Linked DNA regions of Homo sapiens: all the other regions are linked to region 3. A link is a loop called in an ENCODE intact Hi-C map of the cell type or tissue named here. Cell type or tissue: endothelial cell of umbilical vein. All regions are shown on one strand. Each heading gives the region's core, and the rest is flanking DNA. Links, peaks and the distances in the headings are about the cores only.

Region 1 (5,959 bases), core at 960-5,959, 490 kb after region 3:
CTGTTGAATAACTATGGTTTTCCATAATTTTTAAAAGCATAATCAATCTCTATTCTCTATATTAGAAAGCAAAACATGATCAAATAGGTTACAACTATTCCCCTCTGCCAGCTGATACCAGTCAGGGTCTAGGAGGTGCGGAAGCTGGAACTGAATGTAGCAGAGAGATGCAAAGCTCTAGTACTCACCCCTGGCCATTAGCAGCCTCATTGTTAACAAATATAATTTTCTATATTTCTTATGACATCAAAAAGGCTTAAAAGCAAAACTATGGAGTATGTGAAAGTATTAACTTCTGTTTTGACAAACATTAGAGCTGAACAATCTAATTTCTCATTGGAGAGCCTTGAACCTTATTGACAGGAATAGGAAGGATTTCTTGTCTAGGTGAATATGCTTAATACTTTCACTGATTAAGCATTTACTGTTCTCCATTATAACTGGCACCATCATAAATGCCAGAGATGAAAACAAAGGAAAACAAAACAAAACTGTTATGGATTGAACATTTGTGTCATTCCAAAATTCATATATGAAACCTTGACCCCCACTGTGATGGTAACTAGAGATGGGGCTTCTAGGAGGTAATTAGGTTTAGATGAGGTTGGATGAAGTTATGAAGGTGGGGCCCTCATCATGGGATTAGTGCCCTTGTAAGACACACCAGAGAATTTGCTCTCTTTCCTTCTCCAAGTACACAGACAGAAGAGGTCATGTGAGCACACAGTGAGCTAGAGGCCACCTAAAAGCCAAGAGAAGAGGCCTCAGAATAAAATCTACTTTGTAAGTGCCCTGCTCTTACTTGCCAGCCTCCGGAACTGCGAGAAATAAATTTCTGTTGTTTAAGTCACACAGTCTGTTGTATTTTGTTATGGCAGCCCTAGCTGAGACAAAAACAAAACACCTCTGAAGAAGCAGTGGTCCCTGTGATCTCAAGGACCCAACAATTGAAAGTCTGGAACAACAATTCAAAAGGTGACATGATACCCATGGACAAGGTTCAGGATGGAGGACACAAACAAAACGCCCAGGGAACACACGAGAGGAAGTGCTTATCTCCTACCATGAGAGAGATCAGTAGCTGTGGGCAGGTTGCTAAAAGGAGCTGATAAACAAGATGGGCCTGAAAAGCAGGATTTTATTAGACTTAGAAGGGTAAGTGGCAGAATAATGTTCCGAAATAACCAAGGTTTTTTTCCCTCTGGTTTTCCTTTTCATCTGTTGTAGTCTCCACCCCTTCAAGCAATAGCAAGATTGAGCAGCATTCACCGCCCAGGGAAGACATCAATTATAAGCAGAATGAAGATAAGGAAGAGATCAAAGGCCTGGAAGAATACTGAGCAAGGGCAAGACTTCCCATGCTAGGCCAGAACAGATCTAGAGACCTGTAGGGTCGGAAGGGGAGAGATGAAGAGGAAGCAAAGAGAGTGAAAAAATGAGGTGAGACTATGCCAACTTCCAGCAAGAAGAACAGACAAAACCCCTGCAGAGGTTTAGGGATCTGAGGTCAGTAAGAACCCATGGCTACTTTTCTGAAATAGTTTCTGGAGTAGAAAGGCTACAGTCTGTGTCTAGGCAGCTGTGCCTGCGACAGGCCCCTTGCCTACCTCCCTAGATGGCTCAATGTTACAAGAGTCCCCAAAGGCCTACGTGCAGCCACAGAATAAGGCCAAAGGAGACCAGAATTGACAGATTGTTCATACCACCTAGCAGAATAGGGCTCAATTCAGCTGTGAACAAATAGTTATATTCCTCACATATCTCTGTGTGTGGACTGAGATTCACACCTGCTACAAGAAAATGGGCATTCCAGGCAGAAGGAACCTAAACAAAAAACAGAAGGATTGGAGGGCAGAGAACTTCCCGGGAGAACCAAGTAGAGGCCTAATAGTGAGGGTTTTTGAATACCAAATCAACTCAAAAGTTAGAGAGATTCTCTGAAAAGTTAGTCTCATCAACCAACTCTTCTGCACAAACCCTGCCAGTGACTTTCTATCTCATTTGGAGAAAAATTCTACTAGGTCCTGGCACATCTCACTAACTTCATCTCCCACCACTCCCCCTCACATTCCAGAACCAGACTCACTTACTGCCCTTAAAATAAACCTCAGGACTATATTTGCTTTGCCCTTTTATCTGGAATGTATCCCCCAGCTACATGCATAGCTTTCTTCCTCATTTCCCTCAGATCTCTGCTCAAATAGTATCTTCTCAGATACATTTTCCTTGGCATCCCTATATAAAATAGTTCTGCTTCTAACACTCTTAATCCTTTTACAACATTACCCTTTGTCATTGCAATTAATCCTACTCTGGTGTGCACCCCTGCCTTGCCACCACTACCACCAAACATAAACACCATGAGTAAATTTTGTTTGTATGTTCATTGCCGTAAACAAAATATAGAACAAGGCCCGACACAGAGCAGACACTCAATAAGTGAATGAATTGATGGGACCAGGTCTCAAGCTCTGAGATTAAAAAATTTGAGAAATCATGCTTTTTAAGTAAACCAACCACTTTCAATTTGAAGTTCATTAAAAGTCTTCAGAGAGTGATTATTCCGGGATCACTAATAACTCTAATTTTATACGTATAATTATATACGTGGGGCCTGCATATCAATATGTGACCAGCACAATGTGTGATGAGAGTGACTTTCACATGCCACTGAGCAAGTGTCCTTTTTATACAGTCTTGTTGCTGTGTGTTTTTACATGTATACATATATGTATGTGTGTATACTATGTGTATGTATACACACACACACACACAACTCACGACAAGCCTATATTCTCTGATTTTTTTTAATCTGAAAGCTTTTTCTGACACAAATCACTGTTTGTCTTTTGCAGCGATGCATTCTATGGTGACTTAATGTTTTCAATTGTTCACAACTGAGCTATACTTAGAGATCTATATGTTTTTACATTTGAAAATAAATATCAGGGAGAATATTACTATTTTAAAGGTAATAGTAGAACTTTTAGTGAACACTTGATATCAAACACATTGTGTTTTTCTAGTAAGTTAAGCATCTCTCCACAAACTAGTACCTTGAAAAACAAGTACCAACCAAAACATTTGGAAGTTGTTTTTGTTGGTTTGTTTTAAACAACAACAAAAAAGGCCATTTCCACTAGCAAACAGAAGCAAGGTACAAAACTTAGCTTAGTAACAAAAACACAAAAGATGAGTAAATACCCACAGGTTTTTATTGGGGAAAGTCAGCGGGACACCCTGGGAAACAGAGCTTGGAAAGAGTGCCTCCTAGTGGGCAAACTAACTCAATGTAGACGTGATGAGATGGAAAAGTACCTTTTACACGAAAATGAAATGGGATATTTGGGAAATCATACCACTAATGAAAAAACATTCACAGCCCTGAGAACTCATTTCCTGGCAAGTTACCACTTCCTTGAATTCTCTCACCTGCTAAAATGATTACATACAGATTTACCCACGAAGAAAATAAACTAAGCTGCCCTGCAATGCTTGAGAAATCCCTTCTAGCAAGTGGAAAATTTATAACAATTTATGTGGAGAAGGAAAATAAAACAAAGTGAGTAAAGTAAAAATCTAAAGCTAGAGTCCCTCATGCTTATCTTTGCTGTTTCAACTTTGTGCCTCTGCTCTTATGGACCATTCATTTTATGTCCACTAAATATTCAATTAAGTTTTCAGATTTTAGGGGCTTAAATTTATTTAAGCAGCAAGGAACATCAATTTTTCTCTAAGCCAATATACGGTAAAGGATTTTCAAGTATATGCCTGTCCAGAAAGAGTGATTTCATTTCTTTTCATCAATTAGGAAACATGCGTAATTATAGACTAACAAGTAGGAATTAACCATTATTAAAATATTTCTTTTAAGAAATTGTGTTGTCAATTTTAATAAAATGTTTGTTGAATTATGCTGTTTTCCATACTTCAACATAATCACATATAAAATTTGGCACATAAGCAAAATGATTTTTTTCTTACAATTTGTGATTTTTAAAAATATGCTGACTTCCAGGTAGAATTATATTACTTCAAGAAAAGCAAACATTTTACCTAGTGAAATTTGTCAATTTGGGCATCACTAGGAGAACTGAACTAAGAAAAGGAATTTGATTTATAGAAACTATTTGAATGTATCTAGCTCCATAAGTGAGCTAGCTTCATTAAGTGAGCTGGATACATTCTTGGATAAGTGACTAACTTTTTGGAAAACTCATCCCTTCCACATCACCCCTTTGCCCTAAATCTTCACTGTATAAACTTGTTTGATATCTGGCCCTTGATGACTTAGCTCTTGTTTACCAGTCCAGCCTCATCCCCCATGACTTCTCAAATTTGCATTACCCACCAGTCATCTTAAACTGCTGTTTCATTCTCTTTCTCCATCCATACACGACATTCTGTCGGATCTGCCTGCTTTTACCAGTGCTGCTTGCTTTGCCAGGACACACTTCCAGCAAGTACCTCCTTCTCCCTCCTCTCTCTCTTCACCTATAAAAAAATCTACAAATCTTTCAGCTTTGGTGTCATCTATTCCGAGTCACCTTGGGATGAACAAAGTGGCCCCTTCTCTGAGGTCTCATGGCACAAGTTCAGAAGTTTTCTTATCACTGATGCAACATACTAAAATATTCTGGTTAGGTTTCTCCTTCAAAGTTAGGCAGTAGTAATCCCAGATGGCCCAGAGGGGACCCTCTGCAAGTGTTTAATGAATTGGATATTCTATATTATGCAGGCTCTCATATTGTGAGAGATATTTCATTAAAACCTAGGTAAAATTATTGTTACCGAACATGAAACCACAATATTTCCTCATGTAAGTTATTTACAGTAGTGCAAGACCAAGTTGATTAGGGCAGTAAAAATTATCAGGTAAGCAAAGGAGGATTATAGTTTCTGCTTGAAAATTTGGACTCACGTAAATTTAGAAATAACTCTCTAGTATTTAAAAATTAAAATTTTGGCTAACACTAATATTTGGTCCTTTTTTCTTTGGTTAAAAAAGACACATAAATACTCAGACACAAAATGATACTGTTTCATTGACAAGAATTCATACATTGAATACCAAGTTATAAAAGTCCATGTACAAAACCACCCAGGCAATAAAAGTATTACCATTTGGTCGTTATGAATTTTAGATTATGTAGGAATGTTCTTGGCCAATTAAGTCTATAATAAAAATACGTATTTTTTTTAAGTTGGCATTCTCATTCACTATTTCTGTTTGTTTCTTATTTGGAGTTTGCCGGAAGGACTCATGATATGCCTCTGGCAACGTATTCATTTTGTTAGACCAGGACTGAAAGTAAATATTGGCATCGATGTTTCTAATAAGAAAGTAGAACATCTGACTCTATCACTCAGGAGGCTGTTGCAGCAAAATCACAGCATAATCTGTCCTTAAAATAGTACTGTTAAGAAATGTATTTTTTTTACCAAAGATTTGCTAGACAAATCATATATTTTTTAAAAAGAAACAACAAAAAGAAGATGTTTAGTGGTCAGGCCATTAAAATGGAAAGCCAACACCCATGGCTAAAATTAATGCCTATTTTAAATATAGACTGGCCTTTTAAAATTCATCTGCTATAAAACAGAATATGGATAAAAAACTAAACTAAAATACAAGCAGAAATGGAAACTTTTCTTAAAAATGATTTCTTAATGTTTCTGTAGGATACAGTCATTTACTTTCCTTAACGTTGTACAGAAAAAAAGAAACATATCTACATATTAGTCAACAACTTAAAGGTAGTCAATGCAGTATAATCCATACTGTACCAACTAATATGATCAAAAGCTATTTAAAGAAAATGTGCCTAATCATTAATAGTAACATAAAAAGAATAGCACTGAAAACAACTTTTAATCTGAGATGTTGTCAGCACTTAGAACAAATAACCTGGGGGGAGGAGCCAATATGGCCGAATAGGAACAGCTCCGGTCTACAGCT
Region 2 (6,017 bases), core at 1,016-6,015, 710 kb after region 3:
AAATTATTAATTACCTATTGTATTTTTCCCTAGCTCTAGTCCAGGAGAAGGATTTGTTAAAATCAGCTGAAATTTTTCATCTCCTTCTGGAATGTCATCATCAAGAATCATGATATTGACATTTTTATACCTTTCTCCATCAGCAAAATGAAGAATCTGGTCAAAAAGGTAAAAGCAGAATGTATTATATTTATATACACTGTGAGTTTCTATAGAATGTTTGGAAAGAAATACAATATAGTTGTGAATGTAAAGAATAAGCTATTTTACATTGAATTTTGTCTCCTTATATTTTGGTTTATATCTTTTTATTTAAATTGGCAACATTAAGTTTAAAAAGTAAAAATTAAGAGGGGGCTGGGTGCATTGGCTCACGCCTGTAATCCCAGCACTATGTGAGGCCGAGGCGGGCTGATCACTTGAGGCCAGGAGATTGAGAGACCAGCCTGGCCAACATGGTAAAATACACTAAAAATATAAAATACAGTAAAAATACAAAAAAAATTAGCATGGTGGTGGCCACCTGTAATCCCAGCTACTCAGGAGGCTGAGGCAGGAGAATTGCTTGAACCTGGGAGGTGGAGGTTGCAGTGAGCCGAGATCGCACCACTGCACTCCAACCTGAGTGAGAGAGCGAGACTTTGTCTCCAAAAAAATTATAGGGGAAGAGAAGAAAGTAAACATTTGGCTAAGAAATAAAAGGCATGAAGAGACCAAGTAAAAGTATTTTAAAACACTAAACGTGTTTCAGTGAGCAAAAACAAAGAAATGAAAGAGTTAAAATTTTCGTGAAGTGTAAGAAACATTCTGGGAAGATTATCTAATGATATAAATTCTTTAATATTACAGCTTGTATTCTCTAGTATCAAATACTGTAATGAAATAGTTAATGCATACAGAATAACATTTAGAATAGTAATGAAAATTCAATTTATATTTACTAAAATAGTTAAGGGAACTATTTTACCATGAGGAAATCTTCTGTCCTAATTTACTGTGAAAAATACAATGGTTTTTAAGAATAATTTATTTATATGGGACCTAAATCACTGTAATTCTCAAGGAATAATGATTATAAAATAATTTGTAAAAGTCATCTGTGATAGATTTTGAGACCCACCATTGGGGTGAAGATATAATCCAGCCCCACTTGTGCTTCCAAATTCTGAGCATACACAAATAAGGAAACATGGCCAAGAGGTTCTCTGCTCCTCTGGGCTACCAATGTTAAACTTCCATGGGTTTCATTTACTTCAAACCTATAATATAGCAAAAAAACAAAAACAAACAAAAAAAATTAATTTTTCCCTTAGAAACTTTTATTTGGTAGATAGTAAATAATATGAAACCCAGAAGAGGGCTCTCATGCAGCCTTGGCCTTACCTGCTTTGTTGCCATTCAATTACACCTCGGGCCCCATCATTGGCATCAATAATAACTTGTGCAGTCAAACCTTCTGAATCTTAAAAAACATAGAAGCATATCTTAAAATACATATAAATGATTAAAAATATTTTTGATATAGGATTTAAAGACAGTCCCTTTGAAATTATATAATTCATAATGTACAGGTATTATCAACATTACTCAAAAGATGTTTAAGAAAATAAAGAGACAATGCTTATCACGTCTGAATAAGGACACTTTTGGCTAACAAGAGCCACTGATTTATAGAAATTTAATCAACTGAGAACAGTATAAAATAATAAACAACTGAGATTACTATTTTGTTTCTATTATTTTAATTAGTTAAAACATATTTGGCATCTCTATTCTATAATATCACTATTTCAGGAGGAAAGGAAAATGGGGACAGTTGGAAGGAGTAGAAAGAGCAAAAAAAAATGAAAAATAAATGAAAGAAGTGCAAGGAAAGGTACAGAGAAAACAGAGGTGTGCAAAAGAGACACAGAGAGACATGGACACAAACAGAAGTAGAGACACATGGGAAAGATGGGGAAAAAGTTTGGTGAAGTCAAGAGAGATTAATATCAAAGTAAACTTATCTTCCCTTTTTATTTTTATTCTATCCACCAAACTTAGTATGTTACCAATACCTTAAAATATTAACTAACTCTGCTCCTGGTTGGCTTTTTGGTTTCAGTCTTAAAATATTACTAACCCTGCTCCTGGGCTAGTCTTAAAATATTAACTAATCCTGCTCCTGATTAGTGTTTTGGTTTGGTTTTGATTTTTGTTTTTAATACTTTGTTCTTTACCTTTTAAATTTCAGAGGTGCTACCTTAGTCTAGGACACTTATGGTAGCTGCCTGGATGGGGAAAGGGTAGGGAGAGTGTAATTCTCTGTAGAGTGAAAAGAACAACACTGTCCAGGAAAGCATATAAAATCAGGGTTTGCATCCATCAGACAAGAGGCTAAAAAGCAGAGATTCTAAAATCAGACCACACCATTGAAGTCAGCTCTACCAGTCTCCAGCTGTGTGATTTGGGGCATATTACGCAGCTTCTCTTAGCCTAAGCTACCTCATCTGTAAAATGAGAAGAATGTAAGTAATGATATTACTAATCTACAAAGCACTTGAAATAGGAGCATTAGAAACCACTCAACAGAAGTTAACTATTCAAATTATCTCAGTAAGAGGATGAAAGAAATATGAATTGTTTTGTTAGTTGTCTTAGTGTGAATAATAATTATCTTGTAATAATACTTGATGTAAACAGCCTACTCATTGGAATCATCTATTTCTTTAGCAAAAGAACTGAATTTATTCAAACAATAGGTTAGAAACTGATTATTTCCTTTCAATATTTTCAAAGTTATCACAGTGAGCTTCAGAAATGAATGAGGAATGCCTGTTTCCCAGGCCACTGCTCCTGGCCATGCTTCTCTTCCTTTAATCCAAATTAACTTTCCCCTGTCCAGCACTCCTTCTAACCAACTCAGCACCACCCTCTAGTGGGCCATCACACCTACAGGCTTCAGACAAAATTTCCCAGTAGTAAATGTCCACACTGAAAGAGGAGTTTGTGTTTAAACATAGGAATACATCTTTTCAAAGGAATCTAGATAAGTTTGTACCAAGGCTCAGGTTTTACCTTTCAGTCTGTAATGAATTAACTGAGTCTTTTCTAAAAGCATGAAAAGAAAAAGATAAAAGGTCATGAAAGAAGCAGAGAACACAATAAAGCAACAAAGAAGCAAATATCAGCACTGCTTAACCTAAAAGAAAATAAAAACATCTGAGAGTTTGGAGATCTACTGAAAACAGCTAATTTTAAAAGAAAATGAAAGGAAAATACCTTCCAAAGAGCTATTTTGAGGATTACAAATTTGTTTATAAAATAGTTGTAAAATTTAAAGAGCATCACACAATAATTTTTAATGTCTTTACATTGTTCATTGTAAAAATTGCAATATATGAGAGTATCAAAAATAAATATAAAAGCCCATCATATTTTAACACATAGCTAAGATTAACAAAACAGCACAATGATCACTTCTGATTCAAAAATGAAGTTTCTTCATTTCATTTGAAGTGAGCAAAAAGAAACAAACAAGAAACCCCTCATACCTAGTCTGGGAGGAAATGAAGTTGAAGCAGCCATGGTAAGTCCAACGTAAGTTAAATTCACCAGGAAATATTCTTCTAGCTCTGGTACATCATCCTGAAAAAATTACACTCATTAAATTCCTTTAGTTATACTCTCAAAGTAATTAACCCTCAGAAACTGTTTTTAAATTAAACTGTATAATTAGTATACAGAAGATACAAAAATGCAACCATAAAGTAGACAGATGTAAATTAGAAAAAATAAACATAAACGTATTAAACTTATACTTGGTTGTATAGGAAGTAATTAGGTTGACCCACATGAAACCACTTAAATATTTTAACATTTTAAATATAGATTTATATAATATGTAAACCAATTATATAAATATATAAGCCTAATTATTTTAAGCATAATATGAACAAAACATTTGAAATTACCTTAATATCTAATGTGTAGAAGGAGGAATAGAACACCATGGAAAAAAAAAAAGGCTCTGCAGTTCAAGGAGGCCTAGTACCAAATTCTATAATTTTAAGTAAGTTACTTAAATTTTAGAACTCCCAATTCTACTATCTCTATAACGGGGCAATAATAGCTCCTTTTGGGTGGGAGATTGTAATAATGATCACAAATCATATGTGTAGGGTGGCCTAGAGAAAATGCTTTAAAATTAATAGCTATTATTATTAATCACCAGTCCACATAATAGCAATGAAAACAAGGCAGATACCAAAAACATAAGGATTAGCAAAATCCATGTCAAGAGTGATCAGCCAGCCATCAATATTTACAAAGAAACACAATGTGTATGTATATTTATGCATATATAATGTCAGTACACACTCACCAACATATGCTTTTCTCCTCACTTTATTTAATGGAGTCATGTTTCCATGTGAAAATATAAGTGAAAATCATGGTCTCTAGATTGTCTTATGTAATATATGGACCAACATGAGTTACAAGGTCAGTGATATAGAAGGACTGCTGTGCCTACTCTTAATGTCCCCCACCCCCCACGCAATACTTCCTCCCTACCACTCCCCAGGGCAGCTTGCTCCTATATGCATAGGCCTGCAGTCTCTTAATCTTAGTGCTAATCAGGGAGCAGAAAAGGTTGCAAAGATCTAGGATCAAATAAAGGTGGAAACAAAAACCCAATGTTCAAAAAAATCTAGACTCCTCAGAGAAAAGAAGGGTGACTGTGTATTCTCTGCTTTAAAAACTAACATATCTAAGGAATAATCAATCCATTTATTTATATTGTTATTAATAGAGTATACATTTGAAAGATAACTTACTTGAAAGCTTTATCAAATCTTGTGTTATATCCCATATACTGACATAATATTACCTTTAATTTTACAGCTTTGGAATTTTTATACTGTTATATTAGGTCACAGTGCCACAGTAATCAACAAAATAAGTTACTGACTTCAGTTGGTAGATGGTTTACACCACTTATAATTCTGTAAAAGCACAAGCCTCCAAGATAATAAAATACATTTTAAAATAGAACTCCCAAAATACATAGTAATTGAAAAATATTTTCTCAACTGCAATATTCATGCTTTCTCCCTCTTTCCCTTCCCCTATCCTACACACTATCTCCTACTCCCTCCGTGAGTACCATTTTTATAAACCTCTTGGAACTGTATTTAGGTAACTGATACACTAAGTCCCCAAAACAACATGAGATTCCACAATATGAAAAATTATTTAAAATGCAATTTCAATCATTAATGATTATGCTAAGCTTAATGTAACCATAATCGCATTTTGTGCCATCTGCCTCTGGTGAGTTTCTCCCTATCTCTAATTTAAGTGGTCCTACTACCAACAAAGATTCTGACATACACGGATTTTCTGGTCCAAAGAATCCTTTGAAGTAATCAAAATACTCCTTGAAACCTCTTAGGTCTATGGCATCTCAAAGGTGACTGCCCTAAGAAAATTCTTTATCACGGACATGTCTGTAATAAAATACATAACAGCAGGCCTGTCTATCTAAACAAGAACAGAAACCCCTGTATGATTAAAACAACAACAACAACAACAAAATCAAGAAAAGAAATAAGATGATTTAAAGGTACCAGCAGGGGGAACAAGCAGAAGAGAATTCACCAGGTTTCTGGTATTATAATTGTAGAGTGTCCAAACCTGATATTAAAGTCAGAGTAATTTTTTTTTTTTTTTACTAATAGAAAAAAACTCAGGTAAACTTAGTTTTCATGAAACTTGATGTCTTAAAATGCAAAGTTACTAGAAGTGTCTTACTAAATGTTACCACTTATGTTATAGATAGACTCTTCCATCAATTTCTACCTTCTATGTAGTTACTTCAGGTTTAATACAATAATAAGGAAAAATATATGAGTTATCGAGTTAATGGGTGCAGCACACCAACATGGCACATGTATATATATGTAACAAACCTGCACATTGTGCACTTGTACACTAAAACTTAAAGTATAATAAAAAAAACTTATTAAACTATCTCC
Region 3 (6,101 bases), core at 404-5,403:
CTTGTAAGCTGTATGACCTTCTGTAAATCACTTAACAACAGTGAGCTCAATTTTCTCATCTGTGAAAAGGGAAACAATAATAACCAGCTCGCTTGGTTGGTTTTAGGATTAATGAAATTACAGTTATAAAGTGCTTAACAGTGAATGGCACACAACAGCCTCCAGTAGATGTTAACTTTCCTCCACTTGACTTCCACAATACCCAGTGCTGTAGGTGAAACTTCCTACTGCACCTTTACCAAGCAGCTCCTCTCCCCTTCTGCCTTTCTCCCTCCTTTCCTTTGCTTCCTTCCGTTACTGACTTGTGCGTGCTCTCTCTTTATCTTTCTGTGTGTGTGTGTGTGTGTGTGTGTGTGTGTGTGTGTGTGTGTGTGTATGTGTATGTGTCTTTCTGTTAAAACCCATTGAGTGCCTGCTACCTATATGTATAATGCTTCTCTTGGACACTGAAGATACAGCAGTGAACAAAAGTGTAGTAGCACAGAACACAAGCAATCTTGTGGTTTACATTACCCTAAAAATAGAATTAAACCAAAGACCCACTTAATCTAATTAACAATGATAAAAGTGAGTCACTACAAAAGAAAAAAAAATGACTTAAAAGCAGCCATAAAGAATGAAATCTTGTCCTTTGCAGCAACATGGATGGATCTGGAGGCCATTATCCTAAGAGAATGATCTCAGAAAACAGAAAACCAAATACCACATGTTCTGACTTATAAGTGAGAGCTAAACAATGGGTACACATGGACATAAAGATGGAAAGAATAGACACTGGGGACTCCAAAAGGAAGGAGGGTAGGACGGGAGCAAGGATTGAAAAAGTTACCTATCAGGTACAATGCTCACTATTTGGATAATGGGTACGCTAGAAGCCCAATCCCCACCACTACAAAACATGCGCATATAACAGACACATGTACCCCAGAATCTAAAATAAAATAATTTATTTTTTTAAATTGTCAGTAAAAAGAAGAGAAGCAAAGAAGTTTCCACTAGTTTCTAGAGAGGTAACTAAAAAATTCCACCAATATGAACTCTTCCCTCCCTTGGCATTTTGTTTACCCCATGCTGTGCCCCACCGAGTTGCTTCCTGGATTGTGAAAAGAAGCTCTAAGGAAAGAACGAGGAAGTATACAACTTAATGCAGAGCAACAATCACAGAAGCACTTTAATCAGGAGACACAGGAAACTTTTATCTTGAAAAGCTGAAAAGAAAAAGACTAAAAAAAGTGTTAATCCAGTTTTTCTGTCATAGCTTAATATGAGCAATTGCAATCATTCTGTTAAAATAAACGGCTTTCTCACAAAACTTGAGCATTTATGTCCTTAACCTCTTAGACACTTGTCCAGCAGTAAAGCTGGGACAACACTTCCCATTGGAAAGATGGTTGCGGAAATTCATTGAGGCCATCCACTGAAAGCATCTAGAACAGCCCTGGGTACAAAGCAGACAATTTTTTTTTATTATTATTATACTTTAAGTTCTAGGGTACATGTGTACAACGTGCAGGTTTGTTACATATGTATACATGTGTACACGTGTACAACAGCACATGTTGGTGTGCTGCACCCATTAACTCATCATTTACATTAGGTGTATCTCCTAATGCTATCCCTCCCACCTTCCCCCACCCCACGACAGGCCCCGGTGTGTGATGTTCCCCACCCTGTGTCCAAGTGTTCTCATTGTTCAATTCCCACCTATGAGTGAGAGCATGTAGTGTTTGGTTTTCTGTCCTTGCGATAGTTTTCTCAGAATGATGGTTTCCGGCTTCATCCATGTCCCTACAAAAGACATGAACTCATCCTTTTTTATGGCTGTATAGTATTCCATGGTGTATATGTGCCATATTTTCTTAATCCAGTCTATCATTGATGGACATTTGGGTTGGTTCCAAGTCTTTGCTATTGCAAAGCAGACAATTAACAATGTCACTACCAGCTCCTTCCCCTCTCCCTCTTGCATTTTTAAAATAAATTCTGATATTCACACACACACACGCACCCCTAGCTCAATCTTTTACAGAATTGTGAAAAAATAAATTTAGATTTTATTGAGCACGTCTAATTTCTTTTGGGGAAAGAGTCTTCTCTTGTATTAAGAAAAAGATAGCAGATTTATGTCTATAATGCTTTCATAAATAAATCAAATGCAAGTATAAAAGAACCTACTCAAGACTGAAATTCTGTCATATAACAATAGGTAACATAACAGAAATCTGTCTTTGATTTGTCTTCTCAAGTTCTGGAAATCAACATTTTAAATAATTTTATTTATTAATAGTGTTTATTGGAAAGTGCAGAGTAATTCACTTCTTAGTCATAAAAGAGAAGCTGAAAAGTTGATATTTGGCCACCAGATGGCGCCAAACCCCTAAATATTTTTGTGCCAGGCATTCAAAGCGCTCAAAAGTTAATTTAGAGCTAAAGGTTAGGCACTTGTTTATTGACTTTTATGCTTATATGTACAGCCATCTTGGAGAATCATAAAAAATAATTTCCCACAGATCACGACTCCTTTATGTGACCCTACCACATTCTTGCTTTGCTGTTGTCATTCTAATATATCTAGTTGAAAAAGTACTTTTCACCACCAGACCCTCACCACATAAGCTTAGTGAAGAATTTATTCATTAAACATTAAACCATGAATGATAAAAAAGTGTTAAATAAAATTTCTCCCAGCTCTCAAGTTTTAGTTATTTTAAATCCAAAACAACCCTGTAAAAACTGATTCAAACCAGCTTTCTAGGATCATTAAAGTTTGGGATAGAAAGTAAAACTGTTTCAGATGTATTAACGGGACATGGAAATTTCATTCTTAAGTACTGTGCATAGCTGCTTCTTTCCAAAGAAGTTACCCTTCATATGTGTCTTCTTCTCAACCTGCCAATCTCAGTACTGTGTATTTTTAAATCTGTTCTACATGTTTCTGGATGATACTATAAGATTTTGAGTTGTCATCTCATTGAAATGATTTCATTTTCAACATTCTATTTTTTATTTTTAAATGTAGGATACAGAATATACTGAAATTATAGATATTTGACATTTTAAGTTAATAAGTTAGAAATAATCAAAAAGAATATTAGAAATTTTCATTAAGAATTGAAACATATCAATATTGATAGGTTATGCAGTTATAATCTACAACTTCCAAAACCTCAGAAAATTAAAAAACAAAAGTTTATTTCTTGCTCACACTCCAACTTCACTGCAGGTCATTTTGGGCTCCTCCACATCAAACTCACTCTAGGAACCCAACTAAGGGGTCAGTCACCAACTGGAATATTCCTAGTTTCTATAACACAGAAGAAAAGAGCTAGAAAATACATACTTGCCCAAAAAGCTTCCATCTGGAAGTGACACATCACTTTCACTCACCTCTCTTTGGACAAATTAGTCACATGGGTACACCAAACACCAGTGGACCTGGAAAGTAGAAACCTGGAAATAGATGATGAAGAGTTGCTATAATTCATAAATATTAAATCATTATACCCATATATAACAATGTTTTGGGGCTACTATGATAAAAAAAATTTTATAAGAGTTTCTATGTCCTTACCAAATCTTCTTTGTATTTTCAATCTATGTAGGGTAAAAGATTAAAGAAAATGTAAAAAGTTCTTCTTTTTACAGATATTAAAACTGGAGAGAAAAGACATATTTGAAAAATAAAAATTCTTGGGACAACCAATGCCAGAAATTTTGACAAATATTCTCATAAGTGCTAAAGCAGATGAGTGAGGAAGCACAAGGTGTTAGTTAAAGAGTAACTGAAAGCAAGGAGATTTTATCTGGGTGTCACCAGAAGTGCAGCATTTGTATTGAAGTAGCTGGAGGACATTAGAAAAAACAGACAGACAGACAGGAATAAATGAGGATGTTAAGGAAGAATTTTACAAAATCTCTACTAAGTTTCCCAGATCAGCAAACATTTTCAGAGACAGAGAGAGAGAGAGAGAGAGAGAGAGAGAGAGTGTGTGTGTGTGTGTGTGTGTGTGTTGGAGAGAAGTGGGACGGGTGGGATAGTGGAAAGAAATCAATCCTCAAAGTTGCCAACTCACTTTTCCCAAGGAAAATTTTTTTAAAATTCTTCCATCAACTATCAACTCAATTTTATGAAGAATATTTTATCACAAAAAGCTAAAATAATATTGGAATTTTAATTTTGAATAATTTTAGCTTTATACAACCCTAACTTTATCATGTTACTGTGGACCAGTAAAAACTTTGTCACAAGCCAGTTTCTGTGAATAGCTGACCTGAAATGGAAAGTCCAAATTGAGATTAATAATTTCATCCAGTTGGCAATGAACAACTACTGTACATCTTTAAGTAGAGAGCTGCCTAGAATTGGGGGATGGAGCTGGAAGAAGGAATCTAGAAGAAGTGAGAACTTCCAAAATGACCCTGATGTAACCCTGAAACTTATGGGGACCTAGATTAGGATGCAGACAGAGAAAAAGGAGAGGAGTATTTTAGAAGGAAAACCAAAAGGAAACCTTAAAAATAAGCCTATTTTCCCACTGGAGGAAAGGTTTAGTTTGTTTTGGTTTGGTTTGGTTTTAATGGTTTGTATAACAAACAGAGTTCTTAAATGTCTAACACATCAAAATGGTCCATAGATCTTGAAAAAATGCTACATAAACAAAGATATAATCCAGTAATGAGAAAGAACAGTATTTCAACATCTTCCGCGGGTTAGGGGCTATTACTTAAACCTTCATCTGGTAGACTTGACCCCTGGGGAAGGCAGCAAACTGATCTTGTTTATGTAACTCTGATCTCACTTTTGTTTTTACTTTTATCATGACCCATTCAACCACGCAGCTACATGAAAACAATACTGAGGAACAGCCATGTACTAAAGTATGAGATGGTTATTTGTACCTTTGCAACTCTGAAGAAGGAAAGCATTACTTAGCTTAGACTACAAGTATTTATCAAGAATTATTGAAACTGGCCAGGCGCAGTGGCTCACGCCTGTAATCCCAGCACTTTGGGAGGCCGAGGTGGGTGAATCACCTGAGGTCAGGAGTTCGGGACCAGCCTGGCCAACATAGTGAAACCCCCGTCTCTACTAAAAATATGAAAATTAGTCGGGGTGGTGGCAGGAACCTGTAATCCCAGCTATTCGGGAGGCTGAGGCATGAGAATTGCTTGAACCCAGGAGGCGGGGTTGCAGTGAGCCGAGATCATGCCACTGCACTCCAGCCTGGGCCACAGTGTGAGACTCTGTCTCAAAAAAAAAAAAGAAGAAGAAGAATTTATTAAACTAAGAGCATATTTTATCTGCAAGTAGTTTTAACCTAAGTAAATCACAGTACTTTTCTTTGTAGTAAAATAATACTTTATTTTTCTGGGGAAAAAAACCTTGTCTGCATTAATTAACTTTTAAAACATACTTCTTTATATAGGGCATTCTTCTCCACCGCAAATAAATCAACAGATGGCATCATTTTTTTAAGATGACTAAAAATCCAACATCCAATCAAATTCATTATATTGTTATGCATCATTTTGGAAAATGCCTACTGCCATATGTTTTTAAACAATAACAATAGTAAATTTCCCCTCTGTTTTAAATGTAAAATATTTCAAGCTCACCAAAACATTCAGGGAATAATAGAAATATCCAGGCCAGGAGCAGTGGCTCACGCCTGTAATCCCAGCACTTTGAGAGGCCGAGGCAGACAGATCACCTGAGGTCAGGAATTCGAGACCAGCCTGGCTAACATGGCAAAATTCTGTCTCTACTAAAAATACAAAAATTAGCTGGGCATGGTGGCAGGCGCCTGTAATCCCAGCTACTCGGGAGGCTGGGGCAGGAGAATCACTTGAACTCAGGAGGTGGAGGTTGCAGTGAGCCAAGTTTGCGCCATTGCATTCTAGCTTGGGTGACAAGAGCAAAACTCCTTCTCAAAAAAAAAAAAAAGAAAGAAAGAAAAAAAGAAAAAAAATCTAAGTACCTCCCGTAAGTTTTAAACATAAAACAGAAAATAAAATAATCTGGGCACCTCCACATACACACTAATCAGATTTTTTTTCCCATCCCAGAGATAAATACTATCTCAATTTGATGTGTGTCATTA
Region 4 (6,101 bases), core at 503-5,502, 550 kb after region 3:
ATGGTCACTCAGTCATGAATGTAATAATATTTTCACCATGCCATTGAGCATACCTAAATTGAGTCAAATAGTTTAATAAATTCAACTTAAATGTATATTCATATCTGTGTGCAGAATGTCTTTATTCATATTCACCCAACTAATCTCTACATGAAGAAAAGATACAGTTAAATACCCCAATCTCTACATAAAGACACATTTAAATACAGTTAATTGTACAAAAAAAAAAAAAAAGGCTTACATACTCAATATTATTCTAGCGGGGGGAGGGCACCTACAGGATCTTGGTAGAAAAGAATGAACTTGGGGCAGGGGAACTAGTTATATCTTCTTTCTAGTAGTTTATTTTATGTCCAAAACAACACTGAGAAGTTTTACAAATTGTCAAATGCTATGAGAATGACCAGAATAAAGGCCTTGTTCATACTCTAAATTATCTCTTAGTCCACTTGCCTAAGGACCTTTCCCTTTCTTAGAAAAAAGAAATAAAAAAAATCAGAAGGACACAGCAGCAGCCTTTCATTAATGAGGGAAAGATACAAGTGTGCAGTCGTTTTAAAGGCAATAATATTTGAAATGAAACTAAAAAAATTAATTAATGGGATTTCTTAAATAAAATTTCATACTAAGAAAAATAGCTTGATTATATGGATTTAGTAATAATAATAACAGCAACAGTGGCAGCAACAACAACAACAACCAGAGATGTTTTGGGGTCATAATATAGCTAATCTAATACCTTACTTAACAAGTAGGATCCGGAAACCCGCCATAGACTCACTGATGCACTACCTGAATTTTAACAAGATGCCTGCATTGAAGTTTAGGAAACACTTTCCTTGCTACTTTCTTGATCCATTTATATCTCCACTAACATATAATCATAAATGTTCTACTGAAAAATGACCCTCTGCTTCTCAATTTCCTAATCTTCAAAGCAAGATTTAATTTTGATCCTTGTACTTAAACGCTTACATACTTTTTTATTCAGCAAAAAAGTAGAAATAACAAAGGATATTCTGGTTAATAAGTGATTAACAAAAACTTCCAACTAAGGAAAATTCTTTTCTGACTGATGAACATTTTACCATCTCTATCTTACTCTGCTTCAGTTGATTAAAATATGCTTGTTACATATGTGTCTTCAAGCCTTACTCACACAATGACTTTCTTGAGTTGGCAATCTCAACAAAGCAGCGCAAGCTGCTGGAACAGAAACCAGGATTCATAGTATCCAGAAGGAGCCAGCATTTGGGAAGTCACACAGGACTTCTGCCTTTAGTCATGCACAAAGATTCCCAAAGATGCTAGGTACTCAAAGCGAGAATGACATAATTCCAGATTAAAGCAGAATCTTTTCGCAAGGGTGTCTGAGTAGGATCCTCCCTGGGAAACAGGACATTGCAAAATGACATCCCAAAATGTTGCAGAATGAGAAAGTGATCAAAAGACAGTAACAGTCCAACTTTTTTAAATTCCAGAGAATAGACCCCTAAGCTATAGTCTTGCGGTTAATGTACGGACTTATACACATTTCTAGATGAATTTGCTATTTAGTTTCAGAAAATGTGTTTATGCTGTACAAATAACAAACCATAGAGAAGAAAAACAAATATTTTCCCTTGTTAAGTATTATTAATCAGAGTAAATACAGTTCTATCTTTTCATCATGTTTTCTATGAGGAAACTTCTGTTCTTTTTTTAGATTTGGAGGATTGCTTTTCCTGACAGAACCTCCAGAACTGAGAACCCTGAACTGCAAACTTGCTCTTTGTCACTAGTTGTTTACCAGCCTTATCAGGGCACACATGGGTTGGCAATGTGATTCAAAGATAAAAATCCCAAAGATATAATTAGATGTTTTTCTCAGAAATATCACCCAATACCATGAAAATTTGTTTGCTGTTTCTTCACATCATACTTGAAGAGCCCCACAATTTCTTGTCATTTAATCATTTTCATTTATATAAGTGAGAAAAAATAACTTGGTATTGAAGAAATATGTACATTTTTTGATAAACTGAAAATAGAGACCTTTATCTCAAAGCTTCTATGACATAATAAAAACATTTTTCTGTATCAATAACACACTTAATGCTCATAAATATAATGATGAAGCTAATTTTATGTCCCTGAATTTAAACATATATAAGCAGTAGAAAGATATATTCAAAGCCAGTGGAGTACAATCTTTCTTATGGTACATTTGCATTTAATTAAATTCTGAATAAAGAGGATAAAAAGAGAAAGGTAGGACACCACAAATGTGTATTTGCTATGCTGCAAATACCCTCTTGCCCAGTTAAAGAAGTACTATGAAAGCATCTCTCAAGTTTTTTACTGAACGCCATCATGGCTAAAGAGAGATCGATAAATTTAAGGGAGAAAAATAAATCTTCTACTGCCACCTACTGATATTTTATAGTCAATGATTCTCAAGGGTGCTATAATGACAAACTCCAGATTCAAGCAGAATCTTGATTTTTAAAGCAGGAATAATCTTTGGATTTGTATCTATATTCCTCCAATCAAGAAAATACACACACACACACACACACACACACACATATACACATACACAATAAATTATAGTTATAATAGTCTACATATTTCTAGAAGTAGAAAGTAGAGCTGGACGAGCATATTTTCCTGACTTTCTGATTCACGGACCCATTATACCACACTGCTCCAAAAGGAAGTCCAGGACTACCACATTTCCATTCTTTCCTTCTCCACAAAAGCCGTTCTACTTAGTCCTAGTTCATTAATAAAGATTTGAAAATGAATGGTCTTGGCAGACTTGTCTGCAAAGTATTCACAACTCAAACACTCTAGGTCAGCTATAGAATTTTCCCTCTTAGCTAAAGAACCACAGGCCAAGCCTGCATTTTTTTAAGACTTCTCTAGAGTTGATTTAACCTCCAAAAATGACAATATAACATTGACAGAGGATCCCAAATGAAAGATCCAAGGCTGGAACTGTAATAACTCCTGTTGGCAAGATTCTATAACTGGAGCTATAAACATGACTTTAAAATTTAGATAGGGTGGGAGCCCAACTTACTGTAGTCAGCTTCTTGTTTTGGGGGGTCTAAGAATTTTTTAAAGCCTTAGCTAAAAGGTTTTAAGGGAGATAACTATTCTTAACTCAGAGGGTATTGTTAAATCTAAGTAGATAAAGCATTTTGAAATAAACTATTTTCTATCAATAACATACCAATTCTTCCTGCCAAAAAAGAGCTATGAAAATACTTTTTTAGTTATTTCATGTCACAAGTCATACACTACATGATTTTTCATGCCACATTGTTTCATGTATTCTAAAAATATACTGAAAAACATGGATATGACTAACCGTTTTGTCCAAAATTAATGTTAAGTACAATATGAATCAAAAGTCAGTGCTCCAACATAGAAATCCTGGTTTTGTCTTTCACATCCCTAGACACGAGCAAATTTGTCTGCTAGGACACTGAAGAGCTGTCTGTAATTCTATAGTGCTATAATTAAGTCTTGTACAAATTCTGCTGCCAAAAAATCACCAGAGTGGGTGGTGAATAAAGCCAAGTAAACTCTAATTATGGAAGGCGGGTTTTCTAAGATCTTAGATTCAAGAAGCAAAGGCGAGATCAGACAGCTAAGGCAGGTTACAAAGGCAATATAAATAGCCTTGTGAAATTCAAAGCAAGCCCCTTTGGTAACCACTGCTACTTCTCATAGCTCATAGGGCCTTTAAAAAACCAATCAGAGACCTCTGCTTAGAATCCAGCACTTAATTATTCCCTGAAAAACAGAGTTATGGAATTTACAGTCATTTTCACTCCTAGAACAAAAAAGGGTGACAGAATCCCAATGTTTAAGATAATTTTCCATTTTATATTTCAGCTCCACCACAAACGCTATTTTTTTCAAGTTCTATCCAGAGTTCAATAAATGCACTTTAGCATTCTAAAAAACTGTGCAAATCATGTCTACAGCACAATAAATACACACAAATTCAATACACACATATGACCAGCACCCAATCAATAGAGTATTGTCTGCATTGCAGAAGTGTCTCCCCATCCAGAAAAGTGGGATTTTTTAATTTTATAAAACAATATTAAAAATTATCTCCATAAGAGCATTATATAGAATATTCTTTCTGCCTGGATCTATAATTTCAGCCTTAAAGTAGAAGTGATTATGCTTTTTTTCCTTTGCCTATATAAATGTCTAGGCCCTTTTTAGTCCTTAACAACAAACTGAATTTTCACTCATTTGAGTCCCAGCTCAATATCATCTCCTCTATGAAGACTTTCTTGACCTTCAGAGAAAAATGAAAAAAATGAATTAAGCCTTCATCTATTTTCACAGAGTAGTTTGCAAATGGTCTATGTTCACACATCACACTGAATTAGTTATTTATATGTACATCTACTTTTCTAGACTATGAACACCGTATGGATAGAAAAAGCATCTAATTTCATCTTTTGTTCTGGTTTCTGTGCTTTACACAGTGCTTTAAACTAGATACTTTAAATTGTGTGCTAATAAGTCATTGTTTTTCACACAGTTTCTTCTACCATAGAAAACTGATTTTTCAAAAGAAAATGTTCTATCAAACTATTATAAGAAACAATACATAGTGTCCAGATGCTTTAAAAGTTTATATCATCTTAATGCCCTAAACATAAAGAATTTATAACACAGCATATTTCAAACAGATTAATAAAATGTTAATTTTAATGTATATATAAATTACAAATACATTCAGCATATATTAGCTGACAATAAGATGCTTTGTGATAAGAAGTTTTTTTTTTTGTAAGCGATGATATTAAGGTGCTTCTCTGTAGAAAGAAGCATTTTAGGCCTGATTCTCCTTATATGACTCTCCTGTCCCCATTCTCTTCCACTGCAAAACTAAACAAGTTTATTTCAACTAAGTTGAGATTAAACTTTACTTTTACACTCAGTTCAAGAACCAAAGAAGAAGAAACACAAACATCTCACGATAAATCAAAAATGCCAGCGCTCTCCTACCTGTGTACCTAAGCTGGCTGCCATCATGTGAGTCAGAAGTTTAGCTGCAAACATGGAGTACCTGGCACAGAAGATATGGGAAAGAACAGCCAAGCAAAGACCTGTAGGAACAAAAAAGTCCACATATGGTTTAATAATCCATGAAGATTCTAACAGCATCATAGCAAGAATCTTTGGGGGCAGCTAGGCATGTCAGGTCTGCCACCTGCCTCTGCCCAGTACCTCTGGAAAAGATGACATGGCAATTGTAATCTACTCCATTTTCCATGACAAGTAAGATCTTTACACTTACCAGTTAAGCCCAATATTCAGGCATGTGAATAGGATTTTTCAGTCATAAAATTTTGACTGGTCCTACCAAAACTCAGGTTTGGTAATTACCCCTTTTTTATCTACTAGAAATAGTTCTGTAATTACAATAGTGTTAGTTATGAATTTTAAAGGCAACTTTGCAATACTGGATGCCCAAACCAGGAAGAAAGTGTGCTATTTTCTCCACAATGACTTTTAACTTAAACTTCTACATTTCTAAGTTGTATGAAGAAAATTATTCTTATTATCTTTGAGTTTGTTTGAATTCACCTGTTTACACTACTTCAAAGGGATAGTTAGAACCTTAGCACTAATCCAACAAATCTTTTATCTTGCAATTCATATAAATTTCTTTTAATGTTAGATTTTTAAAGGCAGGGTATACATGTGTTTTAAAAATATTTTCTGCCTTTTAAGACTTAAATGTGCTGCATATGATAACCTATTTGCTTTTTCACTTAAGCTTTTACCCCACTCTTATTCTCAGTAGGGTTATTTTGTCTAAGGATTACTGAAACATAACAGCAATTGACATATGTATACTGCTTTGCCATGTGCTTTGCATTTTTACCCGTTTAGTTATATCAATGCCTCGTTAATAAACAGGAGGCACTGCACTCATTTAACATTTTGTTTTCTTTTGAAGCTGTGGAACAAACTTTCAGAATACACTGCATGTTGGCATAAGTGGACTGGGCATCTGCAAAAGGTCCACATGGGGTCTTGTTACTCATTTTCTCATAACTTCTTTTTGAGAAACCATT
Region 5 (6,101 bases), core at 800-5,799, 620 kb after region 3:
AAATTTGCAATGAGCTTGCTATAACACGGTAGAGGTCAAACCATCTAACATTTGCATCTCACTAGCTCTCAAAGACCTAATGGTATACTTTAAAAAATAAAGTATCTAAAGTAACAGCTGCCCTACTGCCAGAAATAGTCAGGTGAACATGGAAATGCATACAAGAGCTGTATGTATTTTTATTTTTCTTATTACTGTATTTGCCAAATTAGATTCTTAGAACTACTTTCAACAAACTCCTATTGTATGGACAGAGTAGTTTGCTTAGTGACCCCAGTCTTTTGAGGTAAGGCATGGAGTTGTTAATTTGACTGAAAAAAGCTTCTCTCCTTTTCTCACCAAGCAGCCTGCACTACTCTGATCACTTAAATATGGGAGCATTGTATTCGAAAACTACATTTAGTGTCCAGAATAAGGATAACCCAAGACAATTAGTGGCCAGTGATATCCTTCCAATATTCTACAGGACTCATCTTAGAAAAACTACAACTCACCCAGTGTTGGGGTCATGTTGCCAACAACAATGAATTCAGGAATTTCTAACCCAGGAGCATATCCAGTGGTCCAGGCAACCGAGAGAGCTCCATATGTGCCTCTCCTAGAAATCATAACGTGGCTTGTGCCAGCAGTGATGTTCATGAGTTGAAAAGCAGTGGATTCAAATCCGACCTGAGGGAAAATCATGCTTAGAGTATTTTATTTCTCTCTAAACCTTCCTGTTTTCTGAGGAATGGGTTAAACGTAAACTTTCCCTTGGTTTATACAATATATATCCTTGTCTCATACTGAATTAAAGAGAAGTGCTTAAGAAATAACATCTCAGACTTTAAAATTTATTTTACTTTATTATTTAGGTTATAGTTGATAGCTTTTTCTTTTTTTAATCAAAACGTTATCTTTTGAATGAACAACATCCAAAAAAAGATAAGCATAATTATGGTTAAATGAAAGCAAAATATGTTAAATGGCATTTAATATGACTTGTTCATGGGTCTTTCCAGAACCTCATTTGTAGAACTAAAATTTGACTTCTAAGATATAATAGTGTATTTTTTCATTTATAAAGTAAGCACCATGAACTAGACCTTCTATTAGGGTTCTTTTCAGCTCTGACTTAATTTTATATCTTTTTTTGAAGACCAGAAAACTTCAAAGTTTTTTTTTAATACCCATCTTTATCACAAGCATCAAGTAAGATTTTGTTTTATGTGCAACGTTCCCAGGGTATGTGATTTATAGATGAAATAAGTTCTGAGCAATGAGTAAGAATAAAAGCAGATTCCTGGCTTCACATTTTGATTTGAACAATTCAGTTTACCTCTTTTGGTCTCAATAGCTATAAATTTGGGATACCATTTAATCAAGAGTTATATATTAAAACTCATTCTCCCCTTCTTAAATTGGAATGAAGAATAACAGAAAAACATGAGAGGGTTCCGCAGGATAACTTCTGGAGCCACAGAGGAAAAGAAACAACAACTACTTTAATTTGACCCCAGCCTAGATTCTCTGTTACAGTGAGGCTTCTCTTTTTCTTCTTTTTTTTTTCTTGAGACAGAGCGTCGCTCTGTCATCCAGGCTGGAGTGCAATGGTACGATCTCGGTTCACTCCAACCTCTGCCTCCCAGGTTCAAGTGATTCTCATGCCTCACCTTCCCCAATAGCTGGGACTGCAGGCATATGCCACCACATGCAGCTAATTTTCTATTTTTAGTAGACACAAGGTTTTATCACGTTGGCCAGGCTAGTCTCAAACTCCTGACCTCAGGGGATTCACCCACCTGGGCCTCCCAAATTGCTGGGATTAAAAGCATGAGCCACCATGCCCAGCCCAGTGAGGCTTCTGCTTAGCAACTGCCAAAAGCTTTGAGTGAGATCATTCTTGCTACATGACTAGAGGGCTATTTTGAAATGCCCTAGCCACATCACACATACACACACACATGCGTGCACACACACACCAAACACTGATACAAGTATAGAGGTTACACCAAAGATGTGAATGTACCATGATGGACTCTAACCTTGCCCTTTGGGGTGATACAGTATTGTGACAATGTGCATGGATAAGGAGTAGGAAATGTTTTCCTCCAAATGAATGGTTTTGCTGAATCTTTTTTTTTTATAACAACACATGAACAAAAAGAAGACAACAAAATTCAAAGCATTAATCAATTCTATTTCCTCATTCACTCTTAAAGAAGAGGAGGTAAAGAAAAAAAAAACCTTTTACTCTCAGTTATTTTAATAGCCAGTGTATTCTATTTTAAGAGAAAAAGCACATTCATTCTCCTTGGAGAAGATGCTCAGGCGGGAGTAGCTGAAGAGCATCCCTTAGTGGCCAGAGACTATATCTGCCCATATTCCTGCCCATTCATCTGTACAGATTCCACCTCAGCATCTTGAGCCAGGCTTGCCCGAGTCACTTCAGCTCCCACCTGAAGGAGTAGGATAGAATTATATCACACAATGGCTTCAAACATACACACGTTACCATAGCCACAGATAACAGCCTTGTCTTTTTCATATATTGACAGAATCCGCCTGAAAGGAAAGGAAAGCCCTCAAGTTGTTCTTTGTTCTCATGTGCATTTATGAAATGATTGGGAAATAATCTTTCCTACAACGACCTCAGACAGAAGATGCAAATACTTAGTTGCAACCATATCACAGGATCTGACCATCAGCATTTATCTACATCAAGACAAACTCGCCCCTGTAAACCAAAGTCTGAATATTAAACATAAACATTCACAATGTTAGTATGCGAAAAAGTGTGGAATATTAGTGCTTCATTATAATTTTAATTATTTAACATAAAATACCTCAATATTAGATACAAAATATCAAGAAGAGATATGGACATATCTCTTTTTTTCCTACTGAATGTTGAAAATAGACTAATTATTTTATATAATATATCTGTTACATCTACTTTGATATTCACAGAGTTATTTATATTTAAGAAAATAGTTACTCATGAGAAATTCTAGCTCTAAGAGTCTCCGTCCTTCCTGTAAAAGCTGCCCTCTAGTGTTCTGCTGAGAGAACCACACACAGGGCCAATTACCTGAGAATTGGCAGCTTTCTCAGAGACTGGAAGGACAGCAGATTTTGCTTCCTGAAGAATTGTTGGCATTCCATAGAAACGTCCACCGACAAGCATCACAGTCACCAGTTGCAAAGTGAAATTAGAGCCCAGTGATAGGAAGACCTATAAACAAACAGTGTCAGTGATTTAGAAATAATTTTCAGAGAAAAATGCTGTTCTTTGACTTGAGCCATTAGCATAATGCCTGAGGTTGCTTTAGTAGCAAACAGTTTCATCAATACATGCACTTTTCCCCATCACAAAACAAACCACCAGTATGTAGGGTGTGAGATAAGGAGTGGAAGATGTAGAGTATAAAAAACTACAAATTGGCTGGGCACAGTGGCCCACACCTGTAATCCCAGCACTTTGGGAGGCCCAGGCGGGTGGATCACTTGAGGCCAAGAGTTCAAGACCAGCGTGGCCAACATGGTGAAACCCTGTCTCTACTAATAAAAAATAAAAAATAAAAATAAAAATTAGCTGGGCTTGGTGGTGCAAACCTGTGGTCCCAGCTACTTGGGAGGCTGAGGCAGGAGAATCATTTGAACCCAGGAGGCAGAGGTTGCAGTGAGCTGAGATTGTGCCACTGCACTCCAGCCTGGCAACAGTGCAAGACTCCGTCTCCCCTTCTCCCCCAAAAAAGAACAAACAAAACTAAACAAAAAAAACACAAATTTTCAAATTTTTCACATGTGCCCAAATGGCTTCACCAATGACAGTAGCCACACAGGCAGTGTTCATGATAGGATCAAGTATCAAGAAAACGGAAGGGGCACTCTGGCAAAGTGTCAGCTCCTATAAACTTGGCAAAACTCACTTTCCTCCTCCTCATTGAATAATTTCCTCCTCCTCATTGAATACTAATAATTCATCATATTTACTCAAAATGAATAATTTCAGTGTACTGATTTATGTTGGATAAATAAAAATTAATCCTATGTGTTACATATTTTCAAAATTTTAGAATCCAACAAAATAGGGGGAATCTGGAATTTATGTATTGATGTTATGCAAAAAGTTATTTTTGAAACTTACAGCACATTTTCCCATAGAAACGTTGGTCTTGGTAATAACCCCCAAGTTATCTCACAACCTGGAATATTCCCAAAAACTTTGCATATCTTGATTGAATGTAAAAATCAACCATTTCTGTAAAGTCTCTTCTTCTTTTAAATATAATGAATTTAGACAACACATCCTCAAATTTGCAAAATATATACCATGATGGTTTCAAATATTGGGCAACATGAGGGTAACAGGTGTTTTATTCATTCAAAATGACATTCACTGAACATGAATCATGGGTCAAGTGCTAAAAAAAAAAAACAAATAAATCACAGAAAAATTTTAATCATGTATATCGCACCTCTCCTGTAAGAGTGTACCCCTCCCCCCATGAAAGTCACTGGCTGGGCAGCTAATGATTTTTCTTTATCTTTATTTTCCTAAGAGTGAATAGCCAGGTGTCAGCTTAAAGCACCAGGTCACTTGTGCCTTCCCGCCTAGCTCCTCTGCTCACAGGCCCATCCGGTACACACAGATTTGTATGATGTGGCAGATCCCCAGGGAGCGGTAATTAAATGCTAAAATGGAACATGAGTTAGAGCAGATTTGAGGAAAAGCTGGTTCACCTACAGAAGAAAAGAGGTTAGATTAATTTAAAAATGAATTTGAAAGTTTTTAGGAGTTGATCATGTTCTCAATACGCTCTTCCATTTCCGTAATCCAAGACTGCATCACCAATACCATTTTCTATACTGCCTATCATTCGTTCTTTATTTTTATTATTATTATATTTTAAGTTCTAGGGTGCATGTGCAGAATATGCAGTTTTGTTACATAGGTATACATATGCCATGGTGGTTTGCTGCACCCATCAACCCGTCACCTATATTAGGTATTTCTCCTAATGCTACCCCTCCCCTAGTGCCCACCCCGACAGGCCCCAAGTGTGTGATGTTCCCCTCCCTGTGTCCATGAGTTCTCATTGTTCAACTACCACTTATGAGTGAGAACACGTGGTGCCTGGTTTTCTGTTCTTGTGTTAGTTTGCTGAGAATGACAGTTTCCAGCTTCATCCATGACCCTGCAAAGGACATGAACTCATCCATTTTTATGGCTGTATAGCATTCCATGGTGTATGTGTCACATTTTCTTTATCTAGTCTATCACTGATGGACATTTGGGTTGGTGCCAAGCCTTTGCTATTGTGAATAGTTCCACAATAAACATATGTGTGCATGTGTATTTACAGTAGAATGATTTATAATCCTTTCGGTATATGCCCAATAATGGGATTGCTGGGTCAAATGGTATTTCTAGTCCTAGATCCTTGAGGAATCGTCACACTGTCTTCCACAATGGTTGAACTAATGTACACTCCCACCAACAGTGTAAAAGCATTCCTATTTCTCCACATCCTCTCCAGCATCTGTTGTTTTCTGACTTTTTAATGATCGCCATTCTAACTGGTGTGAGATAGTATCTCATTGTGGTTCTGATTTGCATTTCTCTAATGACCAGTGATGATGAGCATTTTTTCATGTTTGTTGGCTGCATAAATGTGTTCTTCTGAGAAGTGTCTGTTCATATCCTTTGCCCATTTCTTGATGGGCTTGTTTTTTTTCTTGTAAATTTGTTTAAGTTCTTTGTAGATTCTGGATATTAGCCCTTTGTCAGATGGATAGATTGCAAAAATTTTCTCCCATTCTGTAGGTTGCCTGTTCACTCTGATGATAGTTTCTTTTGCTGTGCAGAAGCTCTTTAGTTTAATTAGATCCCATTGGTCAATTTTGGCTTCCGTTGCCATTGCTTTTGGTGTTTCAGACATGAAGTCTTTGCCCATACCTATGTCCTAAATGGTATTTCCTAGGTTTTCTTCTAGGATTTTTATGGTTTTGGGTCTTACTTTTAAGTCTTTAATCCATCTTGAGTTAATTTTTGTATAAGGTATAAGGAAGGGGTCCAGTTTCAGTTTTCTGCATATGGCTAGCCAGTTTTCCCAACA

The links. Peaks named below come from ENCODE experiments on the same cell type or tissue, not always from the same donor. Only the 100,000 strongest peaks of a DNase experiment are listed, where the experiment ranks them.
Region 1: a loop joins it to region 3, with 9 times the contacts of the local background. A loop is called at or near these places in 64 of 110 quality-filtered maps.
Region 2: a loop joins it to region 3, with 3 times the contacts of the local background. A loop is called at or near these places in 5 of 110 quality-filtered maps.
Region 4: it touches region 3 in a loop (13-fold over the local background); 86 of 110 quality-filtered maps call a loop at or near these places.
Region 5: a loop joins it to region 3, with 15 times the contacts of the local background. A loop is called at or near these places in 24 of 110 quality-filtered maps.

Annotation. Positions count from the first base shown.
Region 1 is chr5:90,929,611-90,935,569 of GRCh38, reverse strand. All of the region lies in intron 83 of ADGRV1 (adhesion G protein-coupled receptor V1), which reads right to left. Among named protein-coding and RNA genes, the nearest start is that of ADGRV1, 370 kb to the right of the region's middle. RefSeq lists an enhancer at 5,582-5,959. In endothelial cell of umbilical vein, for the core only: a CTCF peak has its summit at 3,278 (motif pointing left); a DNase peak (open chromatin) is centred at 3,409.
Region 2 is chr5:90,706,426-90,712,442 of GRCh38, reverse strand. ADGRV1 (adhesion G protein-coupled receptor V1) reads right to left here. Exons shown (of 90, transcript NM_032119.4): 39 at 3,534-3,627; 40 at 1,384-1,462; 41 at 1,121-1,259; 42 at 15-156. Among named protein-coding and RNA genes, the nearest start is that of ADGRV1, 150 kb to the right of the region's middle. In endothelial cell of umbilical vein, for the core only: a CTCF peak has its summit at 2,921 (motif pointing left); a DNase peak (open chromatin) is centred at 2,902.
Region 3 is chr5:91,416,058-91,422,158 of GRCh38, reverse strand. ARRDC3-AS1 (ARRDC3 antisense RNA 1) reads right to left here. Exons shown (of 3, transcript NR_027435.1): 2 at 3,388-3,450; 3 at 1,444-3,304. Among named protein-coding and RNA genes, the nearest start is that of ARRDC3, 36 kb to the right of the region's middle. In endothelial cell of umbilical vein, for the core only: no CTCF peak of the experiment used is centred there; a DNase peak (open chromatin) is centred at 2,378.
Region 4 is chr5:90,862,782-90,868,882 of GRCh38, reverse strand. It overlaps ADGRV1 (adhesion G protein-coupled receptor V1), which reads right to left. Exons shown (of 90, transcript NM_032119.4): 83 at 5,026-5,126. Among named protein-coding and RNA genes, the nearest start is that of ADGRV1, 310 kb to the right of the region's middle. In endothelial cell of umbilical vein, for the core only: a CTCF peak has its summit at 2,429 (motif pointing left); DNase peaks (open chromatin) are centred at 1,822 and 2,292.
Region 5 is chr5:90,799,852-90,805,952 of GRCh38, reverse strand. ADGRV1 (adhesion G protein-coupled receptor V1) reads right to left here. Exons shown (of 90, transcript NM_032119.4): 71 at 3,071-3,214; 72 at 495-669. Among named protein-coding and RNA genes, the nearest start is that of ADGRV1, 240 kb to the right of the region's middle. RefSeq lists a silencer at 4,414-4,614. In endothelial cell of umbilical vein, for the core only: a CTCF peak has its summit at 3,042 (motif pointing left); a DNase peak (open chromatin) is centred at 3,052.